2 separate regions of the Mus musculus genome follow, and region 1 is linked to region 2. The links are chromatin loops, found by intact Hi-C in ENCODE. Cell type or tissue: left cerebral cortex. All regions are shown on one strand. Each heading gives the region's core, and the rest is flanking DNA. Links, peaks and the distances in the headings are about the cores only. Region 1 overlaps 4930432M17Rik (RIKEN cDNA 4930432M17 gene). Region 2 overlaps A730020M07Rik (RIKEN cDNA A730020M07 gene).

Evidence for each region. Peaks named below come from ENCODE experiments on the same cell type or tissue, not always from the same donor. Only the 100,000 strongest peaks of a DNase experiment are listed, where the experiment ranks them.
Region 1: a loop joins it to region 2, with 1.9 times the contacts of the local background. A loop is called at or near these places in 3 of 42 quality-filtered maps.

Annotation. Positions count from the first base shown.
Region 1 is chr3:121,682,337-121,692,280 of GRCm38, reverse strand. 4930432M17Rik (RIKEN cDNA 4930432M17 gene) reads right to left here. Exons shown (of 6, transcript NM_001033814.2): 6 at 9,299-9,468. The coding sequence ends at 9,446. Among named protein-coding and RNA genes, the nearest start is that of 4930432M17Rik, 17 kb to the right of the region's middle. In left cerebral cortex, for the core only: no CTCF peak of the experiment used is centred there; DNase peaks (open chromatin) are centred at 5,479 and 5,714.
Region 2 is chr3:121,631,511-121,641,454 of GRCm38, reverse strand. It overlaps A730020M07Rik (RIKEN cDNA A730020M07 gene), which reads left to right. Exons shown (of 3, transcript NR_036458.1): 2 at 1,823-1,963; 3 at 3,761-4,329. Among named protein-coding and RNA genes, the nearest start is that of A730020M07Rik, 10 kb to the left of the region's middle. In left cerebral cortex, for the core only: a CTCF peak has its summit at 5,012; DNase peaks (open chromatin) are centred at 4,902 and 5,789; H3K27ac peaks cover 592 bases.

The DNA.
Region 1 (9,944 bases), core at 853-8,852, 51 kb before region 2:
ACTTGAGAATTTTAGGTCATTGAGTAAAAACCAGTTTCATTAAAATGAAATACAGTATAAACATACCTTATACAGTATAAATATACTGTTGCAGTATAAATGCACTGTGACAGTATAGTTCTGTGTAAATGTAACTCTAAAGTATCCTGCTATCAACAACTTTAGGAGTCCCCACCACCACACACCATGAAGGGTTTTTCTATGTAAGTTAGACTGGTCTCAAACTCAAGAGCCTAATGTCTCAGCCTCTCAAATGTTTAGAAGTGTGTAATAAGCAGCTAAATTAAAGTAGTAACTGTGAACGTTGCTCTAGAACCTATGTTTGAAATACATATATGTATGTATATATATCCATATATATATATCACATATATTATATACTATAACATTCCATTTGTCTCGGACTGTTTGCAGATGAAGAATTCCAGAAGAATAAAATAGCCAATATCTAACTCATGTTCACTGAGGGACTTAGGCTGTGTGAAACACTTTTGATGGAAGATTTGTCCTTATAAAACATGAGTGCTGTGACTCCCAGGTCCCATTGGCCTTGCTGATTCACGGCATCATTGTGAAGATCAGTTACTATGTAATTTTGAATTCTTCCTTGCTTTCTGAGGCTGTCAAGGCTTATCTCTTCCCTCACTTACCCAGTTGTGGCAATTCAATTCTCTGTTAGCCATTGGTTATACCTGTATAGTTTTAAATTTTTGTGTCTAATGTATGTATTTATGCCAAGTGCCTGAGGAGGCCAGACAGGAGCTGGAGTTAGGGACTGTTGTGAGCTGTCTGATGTCAACACAGGGAACCAAAGTTGGGTTCTCTGGCAAAGCAGCAACAAGGGCTTTTAACCACGGAGCCATCTCTCCAGTGCCTTCCCGATCTCCTCTAACAATCTCTTGTACAAGAGCCTGAGAATGTTTTATAGACTGCAATACTCACAGCCAGTGTTGATGATGGAACTCTGGACCTCACAAAGGGCAGGATTTGCTTATTTTTGCCTCGGTTAGTCTCGTTCCCTTGTAACATGAACTCAAAAGATTAGAATTCAAATTCTCTCTTCCGTGCTGTAGCTATGTGACCAGGGACAAGTTTGCAATTTGAGTCCCAAGAGAAAGAATTCTTTCAGGACCCTGTGTGGATAAGAATTGAGGTTCAGGAATATGTACAGATTTGCTGTCCTTTTAGGGCAAATGAATGCCAAATCCAGAAGTTAAGTTGGCTCTATAATCAAGTATATCTGATTAGGACTATGGTATTCAGTATTATTAGCCTTTGAGAGAAAGCAGCCTCCAGGATCTCACAGTGCCAAGAGAGTCTAAACCTGTAGTGAGTCTAAATTATACCACTCAAGTCTTTCTTGACCAGAATACTTGAGATAGAAGTGTTTTGGGTTACATTCGTTTCCTGGTTTTGAAATGTTCACATGAAGTATATTAGGGATGAGACTCTAATATTCTAAATGTGAAATCTGTACATGTTTCATATATGCCTTAAAAGTATAACTTATTGGCAGTCTTATATAATAAAGAAAAAGTGTGTGAGTGTAAAGGCCAGAGGTCAGCCTGAGTGTTGTTCCTCAGGAGCTGTCTGCATTGCTTTTTGAGACATGGTCTCTCCTCAGGATCTGGGGCTCACCTAACTGGCTAGGCTGGTTGGCCATCCAGCAAGCCAAGAGATCTGTCTCTTCATCTCTGCTTCCCTAATATTGGAAATACAAGCACATGCAACCATGCTCAGCTTTCTTTCTCCCCTCTCTTCCTCCCTCCCTTCTTTCTCTTTTTCTTCCTTCCTCCCTTCCTCCCTCCCCCCTCCCTTCCTCCCTCTCTCTCTCTCTCTCTCTCTCTCTCTCTCTCTCTCTCTCTCTCTCTCTCAACGTGAATTATGGGGAACAAACTCAAGTCTTCATTCAAGGCAAGCGCTTTACCAACAGAGCTTAACCCCAGCTTATTTGATTTTATGCGTGTGAGTGTTTTGCTTTCATGTCTGTCTGTGCACCATATGCACTCTTGGTACCTTTGGAGATTAGACAAAGGTATTGGCTCTCCAACTGATGTTACAGACAGTGGTGAACTGTCATGTGTTTGCTGGGAATAGAACCTGGGTCTTCTGCAAGAACAAGTACTCTTAACCACTGAGCCATCTCTTCGGACTCTTTTATGTAATTTTCAGATTAGAGGCATTCAACTTGTAATACGTGACCTAAGATCCCAACTGTAGCCCCAAGTTAGACTTAGGGGCTTACACTGGTACACAGATAGAAGAACAGAGGGACCTATCAGGCTCATCCCTGCCCCATCTGCATAAGCTTGTGCTGTTCATCTTGAACTTGTACATAACCTGAGGCCCTGCTTGCAGGCCGAACTTGGTCAGGCATAAGCTTGCAGTGGGAGCCACGTCCTTATTGTGTAAACTCAGGTTAACCACAAACCAACTGAATGGCCCATGTCTTACTACACAGGAACCAAGGAAGGTTTAGCCTAGGGAAGGAGATTTTCTAAGTTTTTTTTATTTCCAAATAATCAATAAAAATGTTATAAATACAAAAATATTAGAAATAGAGTTGTTAAGTTTTAAAGCCTCATGCTCATAATTTTGATGTATTTAGTGAAGCATAAAACTAAATTGTTTCAGAGGCCAGTGTTCAACATTCTCATAATAAAAGCATGAAAATTCAAAAAAAATTCTGATAATAACCCTGGGAATTTTCATTGGCACCAAATGAAGGTTTTAAGCCTTGTAGCAGGCTTTAGCATAGGACTGAATGATCAGGCAGCTGACATGTGGTTTGTTGCTTTGTATAACGATATCTTGGTTTCTAAAGGAGTGTTTAGAAAAAAAATCTTTAGAAAAACTCAGGATCCTTCCCCTGCAAACCTGACACAGCCACTTACAGAGGAAAGCCACATGGGTTTAACAAATGATACAAATACACTGGGAGGTTTCAAAGGCCGAGTGGAGGAAGTGGTGGGTGTAGGAGTAAGCCTTTTATCTTACAGATACAGTAGAAAGCAATACAAATTAAACAGACCATAAGATAAAGCAGGTGAATCATAAGTGGTTTGGGCACATGGCGATAAGCAATTCATCTTTGATAAGAAGTCCTTCACTGTGACCAAGAGCAGGTCAGGAATTGATACAGATGGGTCCCGCCCACCAAGCTCATGGTTTCCTCTCTTAGAATGTGAGAATGGATGGAGATAGTATGTGACACGTGCTACATAGTCCACGTCACCAAATAAATGCAGAAATAAGAAGAGCGACTTTCTTCTCCTCTCCTGGGCTTCCCCACGCTCCTTTCCCCACCTTATCCCGAGATCTGACCAAGTGTGGGGGTCAGGCAGGTGCATCTCCATTTACCCAACTGAGCTCCCACCACATGACAGGCAGAGTGCTCTTCTAGCCCTGGAAGCCCAGTGACAAGGTGAAAACATCCCAGGTTGTATCCAACTAAGGGTCTTAATTCAGGTTTTACTGCTGTGAACAGACACCATGACCAAGGCAACTCTTGTAAGGACAACATTTCATTGGGGCTGGCTTACAGGTTCAGAGGTTCATTCCATTATCATCAAGGTGAGAGATCATGGCAGCATCCAGATAGGCATGGCACAGGAGAAGCTGAGAGTTCTACATCTTCATCTGAAGTCTGTTAGCAGAATATTGGCCTCTAGGCAGCTAGGGTGAGGGTCTTAAAGCCCACAGCCACAGTGACACACCTACTCCAACAAGGCCACACCTACTAATAGTGCCACTCCCTGGCCCAAGCATATACAAACCAAGGGGCTGTACACCAAGACATTAATAAGTACGAATTCTGTTTTGAAGTTCAACTAGGAAGGACCAAGGAATGAAGGTGAGAGTTAGGGCTTATTTTACATGAAAAGATCACAGAGAACTCTCAGTGGAAGGTGACATTTTGACAGTCTTTAATGAGGCGAGGAATGGACTCAGGAAGGATCCAGGGCAAATATAGAGCACAACAAAGGCAGAGGCAGGGGCAGAGGAAATGGCATGTGCTAAGGTCCTGGGGTGACAGACTCAGCAAGATCTTAGGAGACCAAAAAAGTCAGGATGGCTGAATCACATGGGGCCTCCTGGAGTCTCACAGAGTCCTGGGGTTAATGGAAAGCTGTTGGAGGGCTTTGAGCCATGCTGTATAAAGGGATCGTGGACTACTGAAGATTATGGGAATATGAGAGCACAGGAGTTGATCTGGGAGCTGATAAAAGGGATAAGAGTGCTTAGGGCTGTGGGTTAACTGCCAGGTCTGAAGCAGGCCTCTGCTGTTGCTGAGCAAGGTAAATTTCTGCTCTGTGAACAAAGGTGCAACAAAAGGGTTGCCATGTTGTGTAACTCTAGGGAGCCCGGTGGCACTTGGATCCCACTGTGATTCCTGCCTCTCTGTTTTGCCCTTTGGAGTAGTTTAACAGCAGTTTGATTGGGAAACAGTGGTATTTGTGGACACTTGTGGCTGAGGTGAGAGATGGTGACAGCTTTGTATAAAGATTAGTGGCATGGCGGGGTAAGTGCAGAAAACCAGAATAAAAGTTGATGGACAATCCTTTCTGGATCCCAAGGGCAGAGCCACTATGGTTGAATGAACTCAGTGTCATAGCTTTGTGAGACTTCTCAGGAGGTTTCTCTCTTATTCTATCCTGGAAATGATTTTTCAGCTTCTTCCCCACTGAAAATACAGCGATTGTGAGGTTAAAGGAGACCCTATGTGTTGGCCTTCTAAAATAGGGCCTAGGGCATTCTAAATTTTAATGCATGTTAGCTGTCATCCCCATGACCATCAGAGCTGTGCATACTTCTAGCATTAATGACGTTAATACCTACTGCTCCACTGGAAGAGATCTCAGCTGCCATCCTCTCTGGTGAGGATAGCCCCCATTCCCCAGAAGCCATTAGGAAATGCTGTCCTCTGGCCACTATACCTCTAAGCAGCCTGTCCTTGTGCCCTCAGGAACCCTTCAAAGGCTCCCAAAAGACTTGAAGATGAAACAAATCAATGAGGAAAAGAGGCATCCAAGCATAAGTGAGGGCATGATTCAAAAGGTGTGATTCTCCATTTAAAGTTATAAAATCTGTGTATGTTCATCCCTTTGGCCCTAATGAATCAAACCCAAGGATGAGAGGAAGAGGGAGGCCTTGGAAGACCCCAAAGCTGTGGATACCTAACTTCTCTAGACCTCTCTCAGTCTTCTAGACAGCAGGAAGTGTGGGTGACTGCTCTGCCCCCCTGAATCCGAGGACCTGGGTACACTGCTAGAGTTACTCATCCTTCATGAGGTAACCTTGTTTTATTTGTTCTTGTATGTGTGAGCCATATAATTTTCTTCTTCCAAAGTTGTTAACGATGAGACTGTAGCCAATCACCCCACATAAAAGGAGGCTGACACTTTCTCACTCTTAAGCTTGGTAATGAGTCTGGCTGGGAGCCAGGCATGGAAGTGACTCACCTCTCCCCTCCTGTGTTAATGAGGTTTTACTGCCTTCAATCCTGACTCAAAGTAGCTCAGAGAAAAGTGGGGATCATAGATGCTGTGCTGGAGTGTTGCTATATAATGACATACTCAGGTGATAAGCCAATAGGAGCTACTCTAGCAGGCCCACCATCCCTCCGAGCCTGCTGCAGACACAGCCCGGTTCCTACAATGGGCATCTATTCCCCTTGTCCTCATCTGCCAGGATGCGGTGACCAAACTCCGACATTCTCTTGAAAGCCTAATCAGGCTCTTTAAGACAACTAGTGGGCTGGATTCTAATCAGTCATTGGCACTTTCCCCAGATTTCTAATACCAGCCACTTTGGCTCTTCTTAGGGATACTAATGAGAGACCTGACCCAGGGGAGGGCTCCAGCAAAACAAAGTTACTGGGGGACTTTCTGTGTAGTTTTCCTTTTTTAGTTAAATGACTGTTCTGGGCCACACCAAGGATCCTGGCCCTTTAGAAGCTAGCCAATCCTTCATTCAATACACATTATCTACCACCAACTAAGTATAGACTTTGAGGATCGAGAGACAAAGCACATAGTTCCTTTTGTTGAACTTTAAGGTCAAGTCTCAGGGAGCTGGTAAGACTATGGCAGTTGTGTGTGTATGAGGTCACCAGTATTGGGTGGTGCCTTTAGTGCAAGCTCAGAGACATCAAGGGATCACCTGAGAGGGACCCCAGAAAAGGTGTGAGAAAGTAAATGGTTCCTACAGATTCAGGGGACACCTAAACAGAAGGACCATGAATGGAGAAAGGACAGCATGTAAGAAGAATGTATAATAAAGATGGCTTGCTATGACAACTCACATTACCCACCCTTTTCCATCTTTCTGGCCATGAAGATGGAAGGTACTTCTCTGTCTCACAGACAACTTTGTCTCGCCCCCCCCCTTCCCTACAACCCCCCAAGGTTTCATTCAGCCTAAGGCTGACCTGGAATTCTTACATGAACTTCAGATCCACCTGCCTCTACTTCCCCAATGCTAGGATTACAGGTCTGCACCACTATGCCCAGTTCATATGGTACAGAGGATGGAACACAGGCAAACACAAGCTAGGCGAGCACTCTACCATCTGGGCTATGTCCTGCAATTTTGTGGCAGTTCTGATCAGTGGATGTGTAGAGGGGATGGCTGGGCCTGGCCCATGGCAGCCTCTTGGGTGTCCTCTTTACACGCTGGACTGTTTCAGCTTGTTGTGCCAGAGGAATCAGGTCATGAAGGAGCTCCAGTGTCACCTGAAGTGATTCCAAGTGAGGGGGCAGCTAATAAGGAGCTGAGCCCAGGGAAGTGACCCAGCTCCAGCCCACCAGAGCTATCTACCATAAGATAGCAACCATCCATCTGAAGTTCCTCTTGGCTCTGTCTCTCCCTTATTCCAACCCCTCCTGACCCACGCTCTAATCCCGTGATGCCTCCCTCTGTCCCTGTCCTCCTTCTTGCTGTCCCCTCCTTGCTTTCCTCCTCCCCTCTGGGGCCTCCAACCTTCGTATTCCTTTAGCCATGTTGTTGATTGTGAGCCCAGGGCAGAGGGCTCAACAAGCAGTTACCAACCAGGTCACTGGTTTGAATCTTCTCGGTCAGTATAACCTTCAGCTACTTTGTTCTTGGTCCCGGATGCCGTGAAAGTTAAACATTCACTCAGAATTAGCTGTCAATGTTTCTGTGACAATCAACCCATGAGCCTGTTCTTTTTAAGCTGGTTACTGACTACAGAGGAGTGAAAAGGACCCACATGAGGACCCTGCCTTCTAGAAGCTTCCAGTCCATTGCACAGGACCTCTAGCAGGTCTGAAAAACCAAGTAGTAAAACCTGTAGCCCCAGGACTGCCTTTCCTTGCAGGCTCAGGAAGCCCCGTGTGTCAGGCAGCATGAGGGACACTGGCAGCTCAGTTGTAGATAGGTGTGGGGTGGGATGTCACATCTGGAGCTAAGGGAAAAAAGAAAATGGCTCATTTGTGCTGGTTGTGGAAGCCCAGGCAGTTGGTGAGCCAGCCAGCATGACACCTGTTTATACTGCGGCAAAGCTAAAGGGTTCATGGAATTCCTTCTATGACAGCTTTTATAAATAGATGGGTCAGAATCTTTTCTGGGAAATGATGGGCGAATCACCAGGCATCCACGGACAGCCCTGTAGTTATGGACTCTCTGGAGGAAAATTACTGCAAAGATATTTTCCTGGGTTCTGGTGTGTATAGTGTGGTTTAGGCACAGAAATGGCAGCAAAGAGAACAGTGTGTAAATGTTCTTTCAAGAAGGTGATCCTTGGAATAGAAAGGGATTTGAGGGAAGAAGGAAGAGGTCGTCAGGAAGGGGTGTGGGAGGGACATTTACTGGGGTACTTTCTAGTGACTACGGCAGACCCTCAAATTTCATAAACACTGGGAACCCTGGGAAGATGATTTTGTAACCCTGGGTCAGCCTGAGCGCTGAGGTGTATGTTCATGGCAGTGAGAAGGAACGTATTTGGAGCCAAAGTTCGAGGTTCAGGCTAATAGATATTCGAGGACAAAGATCCATTTCCAGGTTGCTGTCTTCTACCAATCAGGATATTTACAAAAATCTAAATAGACACTAAACAATTGACTTGATTGGTTCCCAGATATATATGTATAGTGTGTGTGTAATGTGTATATGGGTATATGTATGACATATAACATATATGTGACATATGCATGCATATATCTGTATAGATATGATATACACATACACATACACATACACATACACATATACATATGCTGTATATGATCATGGCTCCATGGTGCCCCAGCCTTGTGGCACTTGGCACCTGAGATAGCACGGCTGGGGACTCAGTCCATCTTTCACTCTGTGATGAGACAGACGGTGTCAGTGAAGACACAGAGAGAACTCACCAGACTATAAGCCAGGAAGACAGGCCAACGCTGTCAGCATCTTAATCTTCAATTTCTACCCCCAGAATTATGAGAAAATAAAGTCCTGCTGTTTGAGCTGCTGAGGAGGGGTGGGGGAGGAAGAGAGGAAGGGGCGAAGAAGGGGGAGGGGAGGGGAGCGGGGAGGGGGAGAGCAATTTCACCTCTTTTCACAAGTGGAGGAAGTGGAGTTCACCAAATCATGTGTCACATACAAGTCCACGCAGCCACGAAAAGCCGCGGTGTGCAGAATCTACATCCATATGGAGGGTTCTAGCCTGAGTCCAGCTCACCATATCAGACACTCGACAAAACCTAGCTTGGCCCTCTCTGCCACAGAGTTCTTCTTGACCAGTGGTGGCACAGGCAGTGGCTCTGACTTTGGATTGTAGCATCAGTGCAGTCGTTTTGGGTGGAAAAGTAGTATCGTGTGCTTAACAATAATTGTTATATACTTCTATATTATAGCTTTTTATAATTTATATATTTGTTTTATAATTTATATATAATATATAATTTATAATTGTTTTATAGATTTCAAAATTCTTGAATCTTTACCATTTTAATGTTGACCACACTGTTTAGGTACCATTATTAAGAGAGCTTCGGGAACAACAACTTAGTGCTATTGGTTGAAAGGTGGGCACGTGACTAAGCTGGCCAATCACAGCAAATGGGCTCTAGAATGTTTGCTGAAGGTAAAGGAAGCTGGCTGGTGCTCTCTAGCAGGATCTGATCAGAAGCTTTGTGTTATGTGGGGAAAGCTGGTCTGAGCATGGAGCCAATGCAGAGGAAAATGCCCCGAAGAGAGAAGAAGCCAGCTCTGGCACATGACCTGGGCACACAACATCAGGCTCTCCTGGACTTTTTGGTTCACGGATCTCATAAATCTGACCATGCTTAAGCTAGTTTGAGTTGGGTTTCTGTCTCTTTATTTGGTTAAAAGCTCCCACTGTCAAAGGAAGTTGGGCTGAAGTCTATGATTCATCGTGGTGAACCTTACTGGCCATTTCTTAATTCTGGCTTCTGGGAACACAAAAATCCAATCCCAGAGCTTAAAAACAACAACAAAACTTTTCTGTAGAGGTAGAAAGTGAAAGAGCTAATAACTGTAGCGTCAGATTAAAGGCATCAATCAATGTGAGCTAAACCATACTCTTGTTTTCTTTCCCAGTCTCTCTTGGTGCAAAGGGCAGAGGGACCTTCAGAACCAGGAAGGGGAAGATGCTGCTCTGAGACACTGCTGGAGAGGAGACAGGATCTCTGCGTGAAGCGCATATTGGGCAACATTAAATATGATGCTAGGCATTTGGTGAGAGGTCAGAAGCAAAAACGGAGCCTTGGGGGATACACATGCAAGTGAAAGGGGGACATTTCAGGAACCGGGGCAGGGAGAGACAGCTGGAACTACATGTGCAACACACCCAGGGGATGGAGAGAAAGGTTTGGCAGACTGCTGTGGTGTTTAACCTATTTAGCCCAATGTTTGTCCGAGGAAAATATCTGACATAAAAATTGCTGAAATTGAGCATCTTTATATATGTTCATATTATT
Region 2 (9,944 bases), core at 758-8,757:
GCTCTGCTCTAAACAACTCCGGTAACATTTGACCTACCTACTTAAGGGTGGTCTCTGCTGCATATTGGCCCTTCAGTGATGAGTCTGCTCCACTCCTCCCTGCAGCTCGGCTCCCCAGTTTTGAGTTTCTATACTGGAAGGAAGAGGTCTGTGACCTCTCTGCTCTCCTGTCTTCATAAGGCTTTGTTGTGCTGAGATAATATTGATTTCTCCCTTCTAGCAATACAGAAAGAGCCTCAGAAACCTCTACTGAAGGTCCCCCAAGGTGGCACCAGTTGTCACCTTCACCTGTTTAGTTCACGCTCACCATCCATGTCCCTAAATTGGAGGGGCCCTCTTGTTAACTCCAGCATCCTCTCTCAACATGACCATGATCCTCATGATCCAGAAACCAGCTGGCCAGGAGCCTATGGATTTAAGGATGTTCACAACTCTCCTGCCAAGGATGCTGTCCTCTGACCCCTGTGTACCCAAACAACTGATTCCTGACTGGAATCCCTGCTTCCTTCAGACATTCCTGTGTGCTGGCAGAAGTCTCCATGCTGGTTGCAGGAACCCTTGGCTGTTGTCCTTAAGGCAACTTCTGACCTTTCTCTACAAGTAACTTCCCTGGGGGATTATTAAATAGAGAATCGCCAGGACTCCCCCAGGCTTGGAGGCTCTCAAAGCTCCAGCAGCTCTCCTGGTGGCCAGACTTCCTGTCAGAGTCCTGTAGGATTTCTGACACGGGGTCTCTGTTGACTTTGTCCCTCTATTCTTCCTTGGCTCATTCCTCTTCCTGTTGCTTTTCTCACCAGGGCCCTTTTGGCTCAGTGTTAATTTGAGCCATTGCTGGCCCTCTGCAAAGATGAGGGCAAGCATGAAGAAAACCTGAGGTCTTAGCTCCTCTCCTCTGTTTACTCTCTTCATGCCCAGCAGCTGGACATTGGAAAATACCATGCCAAGAACCTGACATGACTTCTAACACATCTCTTAGCTTCCTAAGAAACCCTCCTTGCCTATTGGCTTTGAGATGGCCGAATTCTTTCCCAGTTCTCCAAACACCTCACTTTTAGTGCTGATTAAATCTACTGAGCATGCTACATGCTGGCCACTGTACTTAGTACTTTGATTTCTCCTTAAGTGACTATCACTGTCCCGTAAGCTGAAAACTCTGTGTTTCCTGCATTTTACACAAGAGGAAACTAAGACACTGAGATATTAGAAAGTGACTGAATCATATTGACACAGCTTAGTCAACAGCTTAGGTGCTCTGGCATCTTTGGGTATCTTACATCTGTAAGTTGTTTCCTATACCGGAGAGGACTCCCTTAATCCCACCCACATGTGAGTAGATGGGACAGGCGGCTCCCCATCCCTAGCTTAGCACATGTGCTCTTTCTATAGTAGCATTGGAAGGCAGAGGCGTAGGTGGATGGATAGGAGGGTGGATGACAGGATAATGGGCAGAAAGGTAGATAGGTGAATGTACGGGAAGAGAGATAGGTAGATAATGAATGGATGAATGGTGGGGGGCAGGCAAAAGTATAGGAGAGAGGCAGGCAAGTGGAAGAAAGGGGTGGACTTCCTGTGATCAAGGGATGTTTGTGCAGACAAACATTTTGGACTTTCTCTAGGTCCTCACCCACAGAGGTAGCAGCAGCTGCAGTCCCTTCTGCAGTTACTTCCGCCTGGCTTTCTTTTTCCAGATGCTTCATGCTAACTCTGGAATTCAAAGTAACTTTGCCCAGGAAGCCTTCGTTTTCTTTAGGGGTGACCGTCATCTGATCTCTGTGGGGCCCTGTGTCCCGAACCTGACTCAACAGTGTCTGTCTGTCTGCAGGATGTGCTGTTTATGTCTGGAAGCCTGAGACACTCTGCTCCACAAAAGCAAGGAATTCTGCACCTCCCAATGCACTGGAGTAGAGTCAAGGCGAGGACTATTCGACCTGGCTTTTTAACCCAGGACAAGCTCATGAAAAAGGTGAGCTTGCAAGACAGGGACCAGCTTACCCATCATTCCTTAACTGCCTCTGTCTCCAAATCCTGCCTGTCATCCTTCAATCCACACAATGGTCTTCTCTCTCTCTCCTTCTCTCTCTCTCTCTTTCTCTCTCTCTCCCTCCCTCCCTCTCTCCTCTCTTCTCTGTCTCTTTGCCTCTCTGTTTGTTTCTCTTCCTCCCTCCCTCTCTCCCTCCTTCCCTCCCTCCCTCTCTCTCTCTTTTCCTGGATCCAGATGGCAAACTCCGACTTGCTGAATCATTCACGAATGCTTTCCATGACCATTAGAAAGAGTTCCTCCATCAAAGCAATGACAAGATCAGAGGCTAAGTCACCCAAAGAGCTCCATGCCAGTGACCCTTCCTGTGCTTGCCGTCTGGCAAGTGCACTCTGGGCTCCGTTTTCTTATACTAGTTTTATGTATTCACTGGTTAAGGTGATTTCAGAATCAAGCAAGGCAGAGAACAAGCCAAAGCCAAGCTCCTTTCCCATTGACTCTCAGATCTCCAAAAAAAAGTTCTTTCTGTTACCCTCAGACTCGGGGTTTGGGACACAAACATGGCAACTCTCTCACCAACCTTAGGTTCCTTAGCTCATGTCTTACTGCAGGGGCTGCAACTTGTCATAAGTGGCCTGATCCTGCACCTTACCTAGGTTTTTCTGTCCCTTTGCTATGGGCCAAGAGGCCCTGGCCATGAAAACAGGATTGAAGCATGACTTTTGGCTAACCCCCCTGTTTTTATTAACAAGTGCCTATTATTAACAAGAAGGTGAAGTTATCACAGGGAACTTTTCAAGATGGTGCCCAAAATCTTCATTTGACACAGGCATATAACAGAGGAAAGGAAGCACACCATTTAGCCTCCTTTGGTTTCTGAGCTTTTCAGTAAACTCAACATGCCCGGCACTAATCTTTCTTGTCTGGCTATGAGCTAGAATAACAGGTAAACACATTCCTAGCCAATGTGAAAATACATTAAGCTTCCATGCTCCGTGAACCATGAACACACCTGCAGATGACAGGTATGCCCCTGTTCCTGGCAAGCCCATGCTGGGCTCCAAGCTGGGCCCCAAGCTCCTTTGTTTTTTAAAGAAGAAAAGGATTATGTGGGAGAGGGAGGGCAGGTTCTCTTGGCAGGTTGAACCTTCTGTGGGCACCTTTGTGAAGACTGGAGAAATTTATACAGTCTTCCAAGCGGTCACAGTGACCCCCAGGCACATGGCTTGGCCAGTAGAGTATAGAAAGATGCTATCTCTATGTGTGGGTGAGAGTGAGGCATCCCTGGCCCTGGGGCCACACACCTTTGCCTGCCCCAGAGATAGATCAAGTTGTCTTGACTTTAGGAGTGGCTGCTGTCGTTTTGCTGGCCGTAGACTTTAAGAACAACAATCTTGTTGATGACTAGGCAGTGAAAGTGACTGGACTTAGCAGACTGGCCATTACTGGGCACTCCTTACCTGCTGGTTCAGAGGCATCTGTCATCATTACCCACTCAGCAAAAAGGAAGTGAATCTGGACCAACACAAACCGCAAACTTCTCTGAAATCTTCCCATTAGAGCAACCCTTGGATATGCAGATCATTCTTGATAAAAATGGAGGTAGAAACGTCCTGGAGAGGCCACTCCACGACTATAGGCAAAACTGCTTTGAGCTTATCCTAAAATATTCTTGATAGCAGAAAAGAGACTATTGGTTTGAAATTCCCTTTAGTAAACATGTTAAATGGCTTCTGAATGCTTCCTGAATCCTTACCTATTTCTGTCTTAATTATACTATAGATGAAAGGGAAATTTTCTGACAAGTCAAGCATCAAGGACCTCCCCCACCCTTCTGCTGGGTTTTCGGGGACACCACCCTGAAAAGGAGATTCACGGGCAGGAAGATATTTGAGCCAAACAGAGCATCACCTAAGAACAAGTAAAAGAAGCAAGACTCAGAGAGGTGGGAACCACAGCACCATTGTCATGGGAACCACAATGTGACAACTCCAGAACAAAGTATTCTTTCCTCCAGCATCAAAGCATAAGTCTTAGGTAAGTATTTATTGGTGCAGAGTGCCTGACCTTTAATCTAACTACCAAGACCAGGTCAAGAGTAATTGTGACTAGCCACAAATTAGATGACCCCACCTACCAATAAAAACAGTTATTGGAGCCAGCAGTATGGCTCAATGGCTACAAACACTTGCCACCAAGCCTGGACCTGAGTTCAATCCCTGGAATCCACATGGTGAGAAGAAAGAACCAACTCCCTTAAATTGTCCTCTGACTTTTAGACAGACTCTATGGTATGCACATACCTGCTCCCCAACACTAATTAAATAAATGCAAAAGAAATTAGAAACTTATTGGCTGGACCAAATCAGCAGATAACCATAAAGTTCTAACGCTGCTCTTAAAACTTTAATGAAATCCGAAAGGCTTAGCGAAAGTAGACGGGCTAGGAGGAAGTACCCAGAGAGCAGTTGTGCTTGCTTCCCCTGTAGGCACAAGAACAAATACAGCTTAAGGTCTTGGGGCAAGCAGGTACTGATACCCATCAGCACTGGCTCAAACCCCAGCCCTGAATGTGACCTGTGTCTGAACCCTTCTGGAGAATGAAGACTGTTCAGCAAACATATTCTTCCAGCGTGTCTAATGCGCTCGCCTCCCTGAGCTTCCTGAGCCAGCTGAGCCTGGGTCATCAGGACTATGCTTTCAAGAGCAGAAAGTATTTCTCAAGAAAGTCAGTTTTGTCCTAACTAGAACAGTGTGTTTGGAGGATGCAGGGGAAATCTTTGAGAATCGGGACTGTCTAGTAGCTGAGAACGGTTCATGTGTATCTTTCCCTCCTCAAAACAGAGCATGTCTTTGACACCTAAAGAATGAAGGGACAGAGAGTTCTGGGTCTTTGGCAGCAAGCCCGTCCATTCATACCCTTACTTCAGCTCTACACTGTTGTGGCCAGCTGGATGTGCCAAGACTCTCCAAACCCAAGATCGCTCACTCGCTTCTTCATCTGTAACATGTCTGCCCCCTCTTGGTGAGAACACACTCTTCCTCACTCCCATAAATCACCCTCAGAATCCAGTCCCCTTCCCAAGGCCAACTTCAAAACCCTCACTACACCAGCAATCTTCTTGAGACCTTTAATCTCCTCATGGAACAAATGTCGTGTTAATCCAATGATAAGTTTCACAACCTTTTTAAAGACATCATATCTAGAAGCTATCACGTATCGGGTACAGGAGGTAGAGACATGTGAAATAAAATTAACCAAGCCAGCTTGGTTACTATGGTCAATAGCTTAGATAGCATGTATTTCTCCATAACAGTTCCTCAGTCTTTAGCATTCATTTGCTTGTTTTAGCTTATGCCTCAGACAATTCCATTACCATCACCGGACTTTGGGCTACATGATCACCAAAGATCCATTCTCATTCAGTAGTCTTAGATGTTATAATTGCCTTGTTAGCGTTCAGTGATCACTTTTGTTCTTGATAATTGTCATCCAGAGATCCCGGGATGTCTCTCTAAGCTTCAGAGAATCGTGGGCAGAGGTTCGGAATTGGTGCACAATAGCATCCCTGCATCTGCTGACTACGGTGGTCAGTGTGATACCCAAGTCCTCTTACTCTTCTCTCCCCATCTGAGAAGCAGGGAGGCTGTTCCAGTGTTCACAAAGGCGCCTTCCAGAGCTCACGTCGTAGCTGACCCACAGTGACTCACTCACACACTCTCACAGGAACACACTGTGTTCTACAAGGACACGGCTGCCAAACCACCTGGCAGAGGAAAACAAACACTCAGCCACTCCCAGCCTCACCCCAGGGGGACATGCTGAGAGCCCCCGAAGGCTTGAGAGTCAGTTGCTGGCCATGATTTTCAGCATAAACACAAGAACCAGTTGAACAAATAACTGTAGAAGTGGGTAGCAGCCAGCCCTGCTTGATTGAAAATCACTCGCCTCCCTCCCTCTCTGGGAGGCTTTGTTCCCTAACTCCCCATTTCCTAGTCATGGCCACTATTGGGCAGATTGAATGAAGCACTATGCTGAGTCTTCTTCAGACTTGGCATACGTGTTAGGCAGGTACTCATTGCTGGAAGAAATCAATGGAAGACAATTCAGTCAAATGACTTAGGTTGCTTCAAGCAGCTATTAGATGAGCTATTTAGATCACCATCTTCACAGTCGAATATACACATCATGATTTCTGTCTCGGTTCATGCTTTATCCTAGTTTTAAATGTCAACTTGACACTGCCTAGGGTCTCAGTTGAGGGACTTTCCAGATCAGATTGGCCTGTGAGCTTGTCTGTGAGGAATGTCATTGATTGGTAACTTATTTAACAGGGCTCAGTCTCCTGTGGTCAACACCAAACCCAAGAAGGTAGCCCTGGACTAAGCTTGCTAACCACAAGCCTGCAAGCAAGCCAATCATAGCATTTCTCCGTGGTTTCTGATTTAGGTTTCTGCTTGAGTTCCTGTCTTGACTTCCCTCAATGGTGGACTATGACCTGGAAGTATATAAGCCAAATAAACTCTTCCTTTCTACAAAATTGCTTTTGGTCAGTATTTTATTACAGCAACCAAAATGAAACCAGGACAATGCTGCCATAGCAGATACTTTAGACTGGGAATTTACAAAGAACGTGAGTTGACTTTATACAGTCCTACAGACTAGAAGTCCAAGATCAAGAAACAGAAGATTTGGTGTTTGATATAGGCTCTTCTCGGCATCCTAGATGATGCCTTGTTCCCAAGTCCTCACATTGGAGAAAAATCAAATGGAAGTAGATCCTCTCTCTCTCTCTCTCCCTCTCTCTCTCTCTCTCTCTCTCTCTCTCTCTCTCTCTCTCTCACACACACACACACACACACACACACACACACACACACACACACAAATTCCTTTTACAATCTGAATCGATCCATGAGGTCGATTGCTCGTAAGGATGCCATCTCCTAACACCATTGTCTTGGGAGTTAAGCTCCAACACGTGAATTTTCAAGGCCAGCCCTCTCTCTATTCTTGTGACAGTGTGTCCACCAGTTCCTCTCAAGTACAAGGCTGCACCATGTGCTCATGGCAGCTAAGCAGCATGCTTCTCAAGACTCGGTTGCACTTGTCCTCAGGTCTGATGGTGACATAGTCCTTGTGGTCATGACAGGGTAACTTACTTAACCATTATAAGAATTAAGTGCAACGGTGTAAAGTTGAAAAGCAAACCAAGGGGTGAGAATACTCAATTCCTAGATGCCTTTACAACCAATGTTGATATGTAAGTGGTGTTGCTGGATGAAAAATACGGGAAGATAAATTGGCCTATACTGTCTAGGACCCTTGCTCTCTCTTTGAAGAAGCTAAAGTTAAATTACAGAGGAGAAATTTGGCTATAGCTTACATAAAGCAATGCAAATGTCAGCCAGAAAGATTCATACTAAAAGAGAGACCTGAACCCACAAAAAAACATCAGTTTATACTGTAGATTTTAAGTCAGAGTTCTGTATGTATGTTAGCTACTTGAAAAATAATAAATCTAAAAATATACCAAGTGGATATAGTGAAATGTATTCTATAGTCCAGGATTCACCTATTTTCTATTTTTTTCAGTCCATATTCAGATTTTAGCATTGCCTCCACAATCATTATTGTTGTTGTTGGTGGTGGTGTTGATATTAAGCATTATAAATGAACATAAAAGTAGAAGACAGAGAGGGAGCTGCTGTATCCTGTCTACATTTTGCCAGCCATAAACACATACTCTCTCTTCCTATATACCTATCTCTCTGTCTGTCTGTCCATCTGTCCATCCATCATCCATCCATCCATCCATCCATCCATCGTCCATCCATTTATCTGTCTGTCTATCTATCTATCTATCTATCTATCTATCTATCTCTATCTATCCATCCATCCATCCATCCATCCATCCATCCATCTATCTACCTATCTATCTTTCTCTGTGCGATACATTTTGAAGCAAATTCCAGACACTGTTATTTACCTCAATAGATGCTCTGGCAGCATGTCTATGTTTGCCCATAAGACAATGCTCTAATCATGGCTGCCATAATTAGCAACAACTCTTTAGTGTCATCTAACACCTTTGCAGATTGCCCCCCCAGATGTTTTTTCTACTGTTTTGTTCAAACTGTGGTACAAATAAACTATATACATTATGTACATTATATGCATTGCATTTGGTTGTTACGTCTCATACTGTTTGATATTTAGGATATGGTCTCATTTATTTATTTAAGACTTTATTTTTAATTACATACTTGTGTGGGGGTATGTTAGCGTGAGTGCAGGAACCAGAGGCTTAGGATGCCCCTGGGATTGGAGTTGCAGGCTGTTGTAGTTTACCCAGCATGGATACTTAGCGTTGAACTCAGGTCCTTTTCAAAAACAAGAAATGTTCTTAACTGTTGGTCCATCTCTCCAACCCATCCTTCACATTTTTATTTATGCTATCCATTTATTGAAACCCTCTTTTGTAAATAGAGATGTGGAGAGGTCTTGTTTTGGTTTGTTTTAGTTATACATATCTGGATGTGTGTCTGTGTGGGTGTGCATGCTGCGTGTATGCAGGTACTCAAGGAAGCCAGGAGAGGTGCTGGATCTCCTGGAGCTGGAGTTACAGGTGAATGGAACCTGCCTAGCATGGAAAGTAGGAGCAGACTTTCAGTCTCTGGAAGACGAGAAAGCCCTCAGAATTTTAAAACCATCAGAGACTTTAAAAAAAGAACAAAGATTTTATTTATTTTATGTATATGAGTATACTGTAGATTGTGAGCCACCATGTGGTTGCTAAGAATTGAACTCAGGACCTCAGGAAGAAGAGTCAGTGCTCTTACCTGCTGAGCTATCTCTCCAGCCCCCTGTCAGAGACTTTTAAAGAAGAGCAATTGACAAAATTTAGTGGTGTTAAACCCCCAAACATATCAAAGCACACACAAATCCTCCCACCTCCTCAGGAGTGCTCAGGGAGCTGGTGTGATCATGGCCCAGGAGACAACTCAGTTTTCCTTTGTGTACAGTGACATGAAGAGCAAAGAAAGAGAAAGATGGCGGGCTTGGATATCAGGACCATCGGCTCAAGCCACCAGAAAAATCAAACAATGAGATGCAGATACCATTCACACTTGGAGATTAAAATCAGAGGAAGATTGTGAAATGGCAGTGAGTCCGTGAAGACATCGGAACCCTGATGCATGACTATTGGGGTGCACTATGGCAATAAGCAAGATAGCCCCTCAAAATATTCAATAAGTGATCGCATAATTCAGGAACTCTACTTTTGGTTATATACAGGAGATGAGTGAAAATCATCTATTCTCATAAAAGCTTGTGTATTGGGGGGGGGTGCTGGAGAGATGTCTCAGTGGCTAAGAGCACTGACTGCTCTTCCAAAGGTCCTGAGTTCAAATCCCAGCAACCACATGGTGGCTCACAACCATATCTAATGAGATCTGACACCCTCCTCTGGCGAGTCTGAAGATAACTACAGTGTATTTACATATATCAATAGATAAATCTTTAAAAGAAAAAAAATTCTTAAAAAAAAAAACCTTGTGTATGAATGTCTGTAGTGAACATGGCCCGGATGTACGTGAGGAATTAGTCAATCAATAAGGTGCACACATAACAGAATATTTTGCCACTGTGGAAAAACGTGAGTATGTGCCGAAACATAAATTGAAAATATTATGTTAGGTGAAGGAAGCCAGTTAAAAAAGCAGGTATTGGCAGGGCATGGTGGCACATGCCTTTAATTCCAGCACTCCAGAGGCAGAGGGAGGTGGATCTCTGAGTTCAAGGCCTAAGCTAGACAAGGCTATATGTGACAACCTGTTTAACTAAAAAAAACCCAAAAAACAAAAACAAAAACAAAACCATATTATATTGTTCCATTTATATAAAATATTCGTTATTTATAAATAGATTAGTGATTTCTTAAGGAGAATTGGGGAAATTTAG